Linked DNA regions of Mus musculus: all the other regions are linked to region 2. The links are chromatin contacts, found by Hi-C or POLR2A ChIA-PET in ENCODE. All regions are on one chromosome and are shown on one strand. Each heading gives the region's core, a stretch centred on a gene start or an enhancer-like site at or near the end of the contact. The rest is flanking DNA. Distances are from core to core; before and after follow the strand shown. Region 1 holds the start of Cmtm6 (CKLF-like MARVEL transmembrane domain containing 6). Region 2 holds the start of Dync1li1 (dynein cytoplasmic 1 light intermediate chain 1). Region 3 holds the start of Cnot10 (CCR4-NOT transcription complex, subunit 10).

Region 1 (3,281 bases), core at 555-3,054, 42 kb after region 2:
CTGAGCCATCTCTCCAGCCCCATAAATATAATTTTAAAATCTAGGACCTACATATGAGACAGACCATATGGCCTTTGTCTTTTGAATGTGCCTTATTTCCCTTCACAGTAATACTCTGTTGTATTCATTTTCCTACAGATGTCATGGTTTCACAAAACAAGAACAATAAACTTGAGTAAAATTCCACTAAATGTTCTGCATTTCTTTTGTCCACTCATCTGTTGGCATGGTCAGTATGTTCATGTCATATATCAATATCTGACACTCTGATTAATCTTTTTGTTAATTGTCCTTTGAAATTTTCATTAATCTGCTAACTGTCCTGCCAGAAAGGATTTTCTGTCTCTGGTTGGCACGGGGCAGTAAACTTAATATCCAGATCTGGTTTTCAGTTGTACTGTAAACATCCAATGATACTGAAAAACAAGAACAGGGAAGACAGCTTAGCTGGTAAAGTGCTGGCTGCCATTGGTGATGTGAGTTCGATTCCTAGAACCCATATAAAAAGACCAATGTAGCCTGTGCTTGTAACGGCGGAGCTGGCAAGGCGGGACGCTGATCTCTGGGTCTTCTTAGCCTTTTAGCCTCACCTATCTAGTAAGCTAGGTTCAGTGAGACACACTGCCCTAAAACAGGGTAGATGGTGCCTGAGGAACATACTCAAGGTTGACTTCTGACCTCCACACTTGCACCCGCGCGAGCCTGCACCTTCATACGCGGGTGCACCCCTCCCGCCCATGAGAAGATGACTATCTGAAAGATGGAAGATAGTGAGACGTGAGAAATAAGTCAAATCTCTGTGGGAGGAGCATGGAGGGGTGCAGCTCAACGGGGGGGGGGGCGGGGGGGCGGGGCGGGGGGAGACGGGGACGGGCGCGGGGGAGGAGGGCGGTTAGCATACAGAAGGACCTCAATGTGATCTCTGGCAGTTTTAAAAAAACAAAACAGGCTGAGGGGAGGAGGAGCACGTGCCTGTAATCTCAGCACTTCAGAGACAGAGGCAGGAGGATTGTCACTAGTTGCAGACTAGTGCTGGCTATGTACATAGTTCTAGGCTAGTCTGGGCACGTGAAACCTTGGTTTTATTTCTTTTATTTTTAAATCAGACCGAAACGAAACTAAAAGACACAGATCAAGTCAGGGCGGAGAGGTGGCTCAGTAGGTAAAGGCGCCAGTTACTAAGCCTGAAAATGAATTCAATTCTCAGGAAGAAATGACTCAGAATAGTTTTCTGACCTCAGCACAACGCTCCTTCTTAGATAGGTGGATGGACGGATGGATAGATAGATCGATAGATAGATAGATTAAAAATATAGATAAAATAGATAGATTAATCAAAGTGTAATTTAAAAAATCCAAAAAACAAAAAAGCTGAAGTCCATCGAAAGCATGAAACTGTCAAGAGTTAGCCGGGCAGTGGTGGCGCAACGCCTTTAATCCCAGCACTTGGGAGGCAGAGGCAGGCAGATTTCTGAGTTCGAGGCCAGCCTGGTCTACAGAGTGAGTTCCAGGATAGCCAGGGCTACACGGAGAAACCCTGTCTCGAAAAACCAAAAATAAATAAATAAATAAAATAAAAACCCAAAAAAAGAAAGAAACTGTCGAGAGTTAACCAGAGAGCAGGAAAGGCAGAGGGGTGTGGCGAACAAGAGGCGCGGCAAACCATGGGGGCGTGGCAAAGGGAGAGAAATTCTATGGGCTGGAGCTCAGCAAGCGAGGGGGCGTGACGAGGCGTGAGGAGGGCGGAGTTGACCGGAAGCGTGGGCGGAGTCCCAGGAAGTGACGCCCCCTACCGCTCGGCCGAGAGTTTAGCTGGGTGAGCGAGTGTTTGCGGGCGATGGAGAACGGAGCGGTCTACAGTCCCACCACCGAGGCGGCCCCGGGCACTGGCAGGGGTGCGCGCAGCGGCCTGGCCGCCTACTTCGTCCTGGGCAGGCTCCCTTGGCATCGGCGCATCCTCAAAGGCTTGCAGCTGGTGAGCCTACGGCGGCGGCCGGGACCTGTGGGCTGAGGGCTGGGGTGGATGCCTCGAGGCTGCCGCTCGCTCGGCCTCCTCGTTCGGGAAGCAGCCGTTTCCACACCCCAGTTCCTTCCCTTCCTACCCGGGAAGGAGGCGTTGCCGTCCACCGCCTACCCGTGGCCCGGCCTCAGCCTCTTAAACCCTTTTTCCCTTCTCTCAGCTAGAATTCTTTCATTATCGCCCAGAATGCTTGTGTTTCAGACAACGTAGTGCTTTCTGTTTATCTTTTCTGGCTTTTGCGGTTTTCCGGGTGCTGGCCCATTAGGGCAATATAACATGTCGGATAGTTTGTGTATGTGTTTAACTTGCACAGTGAGTTTGATCAAGGCAGAGAGAGTCGAAAGGGCATCTTTCTGCTTCATGTGTGCGGGTGAGAGAACCTGAACCTGCTTCTCTTTATTTCCGCCTAGGCGTGAAACTGTAGTCATCTTTGCTATTTAAATTATGATACTCCTGCTGTGTCTCAGCTGCCAATGGGTATTAAGGTTTTTCAAGAAGACACTTTTCGGAAAACCAAATTGTTTAGAATGTTTATGGGTTTTGTTTAGTTTTGTGAGCCATTTATGCTAAAAGTGGCCCACTGCCTTTCTTGGGAAGATTTAAAATTCTCAAAACGCCGATAATCAGAACTTACATTCTTGGAACTCAGTTGACCTACTTTCCTGAAGTAGAAAGCCAGCAGTTAGAAAACTGGCGCTGCTTTTAGGTGCCAGCTTGGGGATGAGAGGAAATCATTCAGAGACAAGTGATAAGTAGATCTGGTCTTGTGTAACCCCCTACATCCTCCTAAGATGTCTGCAGTGGACACCTTTAGGTTCCGCAGGCACCTGGGTTCCCCGTCTTTGCGCATTTGCAGAACCTGTTCCTTTAACCCAGATGGGTGTGGTTTTGCCCCCACCCTTCCACCTCCTTCTTTTCCTTCTCCCTCTCTCCCCTTGTTCCTCTCTTCCTCCCCCTCTCCTTTCCATTCCTTCTCTTCCACTCTTTTTTCACAGGGTCTCAAGTCTCATGTAGTCCAGTTAACTTTAGACTCACTAATGTAGAGGATGACCTTTGAACTCCTGATACTGCTGTCTCCACAGTGCTGGGATTACAGGTGTGCTCCACCGTGCGGTCTATGTGGTGCGGAGAATTGAACCCAGGGCCTTGTGCATGCGAGGCAAGTGCTCTGCCTACTGTGCTATAGCAACAGCTCCAGATTGTGTCTCTTTTGCGCTTCTCTTTTGCCCTTCTCTGCAGTAAACACATGTGTCTAATGGAA
Region 2 (3,385 bases), core at 508-3,007:
ACACACACATAAACACACAGACACACACACAGATATACAGACACACACATGCATAAATATACACATACACATGCATAAACACAAAGACACATGCATCAACACACAGACACACACAGATTAACAGGACTGCAGATATAGCTCAGCAATTAAGAGCACTTGCTTGGGCTGGAGAGATGGCTCAGCAGTTAAGAGAACCAACTGCTCTTCCAGAGGTCCTGAGTTCAATTCCCTGCAACTACATGGTGGCTCACAACCATCTGTAATGGGATATGATGTTCTCTTCTGGTGTGTCTGAAGACAGTGACAGTGTACTCATATAAACAAACAAACAAACAAACAAATAGAAGAGCACTTGCTCCTTTCCAGAGGACTTAGATTCAATTCCCAGCACCCACATGCTAGCTCTCAACCCAATCCACGTTCCAGGGAATTGATGCTCCCTTCGGGCCTCTACTGGCACCAGGGCATAGACATTCATGTGGTGCACAGACATACATCCAGGCAAAATACCTGTATACATAAAGTAATAAATATATCTTTGACAGAAGATTTAAAAATAAAAACAGTAATTACCACGCGCTGAACACTTATGATTTTCTGGGCACAGTTATAAATCTTTTATGTGAATCATCCCATTTAATCTTCCCTTTATCCCACATTACTAGGGTCTGAACTCGAGATTAGCGAGTGGACAAACCCTAGTAAATGCAGTGCCTGTAGCAAATGCAGCGCGGGGTTGTGGATTTTCTCGCTTGCATAGTAGCATCATCACTCGGGTCACGTGAACGAGCTCTCTTCAAAGTAAGGGGAAAAAATGTTCAAAAGTCAGACTATCTTCAGCAATTGTTCTTATGGGGCGCACGACAGCCTTAAAGCCATCGACTCTTTCTGGAAACAGGCCTTAGATTTTCCATTATATTTAGCTAATCAAGTTCTAGTAGAGAATTATCTGGGGTCTGGCTTAGGTTCTCCGTGCTTGTGTATTAACCATGGTAACGGAGAGCCGACTCCTGTAGGGAGTCTTTTCAGATCTCACAGGAATCTGAAACATCAGACATCAGACCAGAGGTGGGCATAGTGATGTGCACCGGTTCACCTGCCTCAGCACTTAGGACCCACAGGCAAGCAGATCGGTAAAGACTCTAGCCTGGGCTACGTGAGATTCCCATCAGAAAACAAACCAAAACACAAATCCATCAAGACCATTAATTTTCCAAGTGTTGCCAACATTTATGTCTCGCAGTCGCAAAGAGTCTGGAAGAACCGGCTCCAGATGTGGGTCCACCTTGAGGTACTCATCGTCCTTTTAGAATTTAAGGAGGAAAGAGCAGAAATCCAGGACCGGGGTAGTTAAGGCTGTTGAACCCCACTTGGCCCAACTGAAGGGTGGGCAGCGCTGGATATCCACGCCGGTCCCAGGTTACCGCCCCACTGAAAGGTGGGAAGCTGCTTCGCTTACTGACATGCCCGGCACGCCCGGCGGGCAACCGGGATGACGGGTGGTGCACTTTGGGCGGCGTTTCAGCTTGGAGACACAGGGAAAACCAGCATTACCACAGTCCAAGCAGAGAATCAGGCCGCGCATGCGCGACCCGGTCTGCTGCCGCGCATGTGCAGCAGCGCCCTGCTCCTTGGACAACCCCTCCCCAGACCCCGCCCTCAGGCTTGGTCCCCGCCCCCGCAGGCGCGGTCGGCTCCCGAGCCCGGAGCGTCCATATCCGGGTTCCGTCCGCCGCTGCTGCCGCCGCCGCCGCAGTCGCCGCTTCGTTCTTCCAGCCCTGTCAGGAGTGGTGTGATTCCCGACCAAGATGGCGGCCGTGGGGCGAGTCGGCTCGTTCGGTTCATCTCCACCCGGGCTAGCCTCGACCTACGCCAGCGGACCCCTAGCCAACGAGCTAGCGTCGGGCAGCGGCGGCCCCGCGGCGGGCGACGATGAGGACGGGCAGAACCTTTGGTAAGGACCGCACCCCTCTCCGGTCCCCCGCGGGTTATCTCCTCGCCAGGGCGGACGCCTCTGGGATCCCCGAGCCCCGCGGGAGCTGGGAGACGGGCGGGGCCTCCCGGGAGCTGGGCCCGGCGGTTCTCGTCCTCGGTCGGGCCCGGCCTTACTTAGCCTGCGCCTTGCTCCCTGTTAGGTCCTGCATCCTCAGCGAGGTCTCCACGCGCTCGCGCTCCAAGCTCCCGACCGGGAAGAACGTGCTGCTGCTGGGTAAGTGATATCCGATGTGGCCCGGGTGCACGGTCACATCCGTTCGCCCACTGCCTTTGTGCGGACACTCGGGCCCGGCTGCGCCCCGCCTCCCGGCTTGCTGCTGACAGCTGGGGGGACAAGGGGTCCCTGGTCCTTCCGGCCTGGACCCTCCGGTCTTTTCTCCTCCCTGGGATGTGGGGTGGCTCTGTCATCTCCTCTGGGAGAGACAGAATGAACATAACACCCGAGGCACTCCCAGTGGTCTGGGATTCTACCTAGAAAGACGGGGACAGTTTTTGACAGAGATTGGTAGCATGAGGGCTCTTGGTGAGAGCCCCAGCGCAAATGCATGCCATCAATATTTAATAGCAGACTCTTTTGTGTAATTGACAGGAGCCAGAGACTGGGTCGTGAGGAGTGTTATTTGAATCAGCGTTCTCCCGTTCTCCCAGTGCTGGGTGCTCGGGTTGCAGTTGCCTTTTTAACTGTCACCTAATAACTCTGAAATTTGTAAAGGGCAGTAGAACAGCGTTCTCATTTAGTGCCCTCAGCGGAATGGCTGGAATAAGGGAGACATGTCTCCCCTTTCTCTTAGGTTTTTTTTTTTTTTTTTTTTTAAATCTACTGGCTGCAAAGTGAGGATAAAGGACCCAGGGACAATAAACAATCCCACTTAACAGTTTTGCAGGTCTTTCCAGCTCTGGGAGGAATTCCAACCCCCACCTTTTCTTTTTACATGCAGGATATTGGAGTGTATAATAGGGTGACAGTAATATTTTACAACTTGGAAGTGGGTGTTTCGAGACTTCAGACTCTTTGATTTTAGCCAAAAGGCTGAGAAACTGTGCTTGAAGAGTTTTAGTTACCTGAGATTCTCCACGGGTGACAATGAATGAGTCGGTAGGAAGAAATGACTCATTCTCTATGACCCCACCACCACCAGTTACATGCACACACACACACACACACACACAAAACACAACACAACACATGCCTGTGCTTTGGGAAGCTGTGGTCAAGCTCGTTGAAAGCTTAGCATTGTGTCTTTTCCTGTGATTGAAAGCACCACGTGCAGATAGCCAGGACTGAGTACAAACATGTACAAACCACGCGGATCTGACGCAAGTCTGCTACTGTCCACAAACCTCGGTCCATTCATCTCTCAAAGGAGAGTTATGGAGAAACAGTCCCTAC
Region 3 (3,801 bases), core at 160-2,659, 49 kb before region 2:
AGGCTTTATGTCTAGTGAGTTTGAGAATAGCCTGGTCTATATAGCGAGCTCCAGGACAGCCAAGGCTACATACATAGTGAGACCCTGCCTCAATCAATCAATCAATCAATCAACCAATCAATTCCGCCCCACTCTCTAAACATTACTTTCTTCAAAGAAATATAGCAGACTTTCCAGGTAATAAATGGGCTCTCATAATTCCCTAATGGGAAAAATTCCTGATGGAGTACCACAGAAAACCACAGAAATTAAGAACTTTATCTTGGGACTGGAGAGATAACTCAGCGGTTAAGAGCACTGACTACACTTCCGTAGGTCCTGAGTTCAAAATCCCAGCAACCACATGGTGGCTCACAACCATCCTTAATGAGATCTGATGCCCTCTTCTGGGGTGTCTGAAAAACAGCTACAGTGTACATACATATAATGAATAAATAAATAAATAACTTAAAAAAAAAAAGAACTTAATCTTGGGGCTGGAAAGGTGATGGCTCAGCGGTTAACAGCACTCGCTGCTCTTGCCGAGGACCAAGACTGGGTTCCCAGCACCCACAAGTGGTGGCCCACAACTGTGTAACTCCAGCTCCAGTAGACGCAATGTCCTCTTCTAGTCTCGGCAGGCACCTGCACTCACACACATAATTAAGACTTTTAAAAAGGAATCTCGAGGAGCTCGGGAAAAATCAGATGAGGAACAAGGTAAGTGAGAGCAGGCAGGAGACACAGTGAAACGTCACGCCTCTTTAGACAGTTTTCAGAATGACTCCACTGGACACGCTGACCAGAGGGAACTTTTTCAGTGGCTGAGCCTGGGGGGGCCTTACGGCAACCGTGCGTGCTCGGATAGACTTTCCCTTAAAGCGTCTGGACAGCGGCGTGACAAATTCAAGCTTCCTGCGCCAGAATTAACTTGGAGAGCAAGGCAAATGCAGTGCAATCAAGATGGGGTGCAGTAGAATCAAGATGTGTCACAGCAGAAAATCCACTGGACTCACAGTAGAGACAGCTGAGAAGAGTGAAGGGCACAAGTACCCAAGCGAAGTCAAGTGGCCCTCGGGTCCCCCACGCGGGCCCTGCCGTCCCCGCGCGCAGTGTGTCAGCCCCTGGGTCGCGGCGCGGGCGCCTCACCTGCAGGCTTGTCTGCAGCCATCTTCCCGCCTCGGCTCGAGTTCCTCCCTGTAGGTGGCGTGGCCCCGACTCCCGCCGCCGGGCTGGTGGTGAGTCCTACCGGCGGGGGACAACTCTTCAGCTCAAGCCCGCTCCAGTCGCCTCGGCTAAGGTCCTGGGCGGGCCACGGGCTGAGGAAGTGACGAAGTTACTGCTCGTCGTCTAGCAACAGCGCCAACACATCCGCCGGTGCAGGGCTGTTTTCCCCGCCATCCACAGCTTCCGTCCCGTAGCGGCCAAGGGAGACGCTACTTCCGGGGCGGGGCCAGCTGGGCGTGGGAATTAGGGCTGGCCTCGGCCCCGGAAGCGCGTCCTTCTGCAAACCCGGAAGTACACTAGTGTAGGTCCTGAGTGAAACACAGAAGGGGAAGGACTTTTTGTTCCGCATTTCAGCAAAATGGCAGGCACCACACCTGAGGTTTATGTGCTAAGCTCTGAGTCTCATAGGGGCTGTTTTTCCATAACAATGAGGATGAGAGAAGTGTTGTTAGAGGAGGCCACCTCCCCCAGAAAAAAGGCTTTTTTTTTTTTCAAAGTTTCAGAGCTGTTTTGTTATTTGTAGCCAAGTTGAAAAAGCCATTCAGACTGCATTATGCATGCGGTTTCTCTGATTGCGAGTCATGCAACCATTAACTTACTATGGTAGGTCGGTCTAAGACAAAAGCTTGATGCATCACGATTACTAAGCACAATGATTTAGATTCAAGTTCAAATCCTCTGCAAAAACAATACCCACTCTTCAACTACCCAGCTCCCAACTATCTCATCTCTAGCCCATATCGTGACAAATTTTTGTTTGTTTGTTTGTTTAATTTTTTGAGACAGAATCTCACTATGTATCCCTATCTGGCAGTCTTTGTGGCAAAGGCTTTAACCCTGAACTGGTTCTGGTTTTGCTCAATGACCATAGCCTTGGGTTCCAGAAGCACCTACTCCATTCTTCCTTTCCCTTCTAGAGAACAAACAGCATTTATAATAACAGAGGTTCATTTCACGGAGAGAAACAGACATTAAAAGCATTTGTGTTAGACTTTTTGCTTCTGTGATAAATACCCTAGAGGAGAATTTAAATGAGGAAGGATGGATTTTTTGCCTCGTGTATCAGAGTTTTCAGTCCCAGGTCACTTGGTTCCATTGTTTTTGGACCATTAGTGAAGCAGTGCATTGTGCCAGGGCACAAGTGACAGAGTAAAGTTGTTGCCTTCCTGGTGCTAGAAGCAGAGGAAGCTGGGAGAAGAAATAGTCTCCAAGGGCACATGCAACTGAGATACTTAGCCCCACTGGGCCGCACCTCCTTAATTTCCATTACTTCCTAATGATGCACCAAATTACGAATCTGCAAGTGGATGAATCCAAGGATAGCTCCAAACTGTTGGAATCCTATTATCACTCTCAAGGACTGGGGGCCGGGCCTCCTATATGCAGGCTTTTGAGGGAGAGGAACTTCATATATAAATGACAACAGCACTGAATTGTAAAGTGACCCAAATGGTGCTTTGATGGGAGCATAGTTAAGTATGTAAATAAATAAATCACATGGAGCTATTTATTTGGTTTACATTTTTCTATTTTCTGTGTAGCTTACCTTAGAGATCTGCCTGTTTCTGCCTCCCGAGTGTTGGATTAAAGGCTGCACCATCACACCAGGTACTCCTCATAAGACTTTGAAATTTTTATTTTTATTTTAAAAAATAAGCCAATTACCAGCAGAATAGATCAGAGGGTAAATGCCTGCCACTAAGCCTGATGACCTGAATTTGATTTGCAGAAGTTAAATGGTAGTAGGAAAGAAATGGCTTCCACAGGATTCAATAGATTTCAAAATCAGATTTCTATTCTAAGGCCAATCAGGGATATAAGCAAGATCAGACTCTGCCTGAAGAAAAAAGTCATGAAATATTTTATTAAAATATTTACAGTGGTTCCTGGTTTTAAAGCTAGTCCTTTGCTGGTGTAAATCTTGAGCAAAAAATTTAGAGGTCAGATGTACACATGCATAATATTCCAGCCTCAGCTGGTAGAGGCAGGAGAATTTTGAATTTGAGAGCAAACTAGACTGGAAACAAGATCTTATCTCAAGTTTAATTTAATTTTATTTATTTATTATTTTTTAAAGATTTATTTATTTATTATTTTTTAAAGATTTATTTATTTATTATATATTAAGTACGCTGTCGCTTTCTTCAGACACACCAGAAGAGGGCATCGGATCCCATTACAGATGGTTGTGAGCCACCATGTGGTTGCTGGGAATTGAACTGGGAAACTCTGAAAGAGCAGTCAGTGCTCTTACCCGCTGAGCCATCTCTCCAGTCCCAGTTATTGTTAATCTTACAGTTTAAAGACATTGCTATGGAAATCATTCTTGAGCATCTACAGAGCTAAGGGCCATTTGTTAAGATACAAACAATGGAGAGGATTTTAGCTGTATGACAACATCATCATTAAAATTTTATTGTAGGGATGGCAAGATGCCTCCGAGGGTAAGAGCACTGACTGCTCTTCCGAAGGTCCTGAGTTCAAATCCCAGCAACCACATGGTCGCTCAAAACCATCTGTAATGAGATCTGATGCCTCTTTCTGGTGTGTCTGAAGACAGCTACAGTGTACTTATATATAATAAATAAATAAAAC

Evidence for each region. A loop is a pair of places that touch in the nucleus more often than their neighbours do. ChIA-PET counts read pairs that join two places held with the same protein, here RNA polymerase II (POLR2A).
Region 1: a loop to region 2 is called in a map of heart, with 7 times the contacts of the local background. The contact joins the promoter of Cmtm6 here to the promoter of Dync1li1 in region 2. A Hi-C loop is called at or near these places in 8 of 37 maps with a recorded cell type or tissue (adrenal gland, gastrocnemius, heart and 1 more). POLR2A ChIA-PET finds 5 or more read pairs at or near these places in 3 of 5 experiments (Patski and embryonic stem cell).
Region 3: a map of gastrocnemius shows a loop between it and region 2 (6-fold over the local background). The contact joins the promoter of Cnot10 here to the promoter of Dync1li1 in region 2. A Hi-C loop is called at or near these places in 15 of 37 maps with a recorded cell type or tissue (T-helper 1 cell, T-helper 2 cell, adrenal gland and 3 more). POLR2A ChIA-PET finds 5 or more read pairs at or near these places in 4 of 5 experiments (Patski and embryonic stem cell).

Annotation. Positions count from the first base shown.
Region 1 is chr9:114,729,399-114,732,679 of GRCm38, forward strand. It overlaps Cmtm6 (CKLF-like MARVEL transmembrane domain containing 6), which reads left to right and starts at 1,805. Exons shown (of 4, transcript NM_026036.3): 1 at 1,805-1,975. The coding sequence starts at 1,838.
Region 2 is chr9:114,687,074-114,690,458 of GRCm38, forward strand. It overlaps Dync1li1 (dynein cytoplasmic 1 light intermediate chain 1), which reads left to right and starts at 1,758. Exons shown (of 13, transcript NM_146229.2): 1 at 1,758-1,954; 2 at 2,136-2,209. The coding sequence starts at 1,809.
Region 3 is chr9:114,638,791-114,642,591 of GRCm38, forward strand. Cnot10 (CCR4-NOT transcription complex, subunit 10) reads right to left here and starts at 1,410. Exons shown (of 20, transcript NM_153585.5): 1 at 1,129-1,410. The coding sequence starts at 1,150.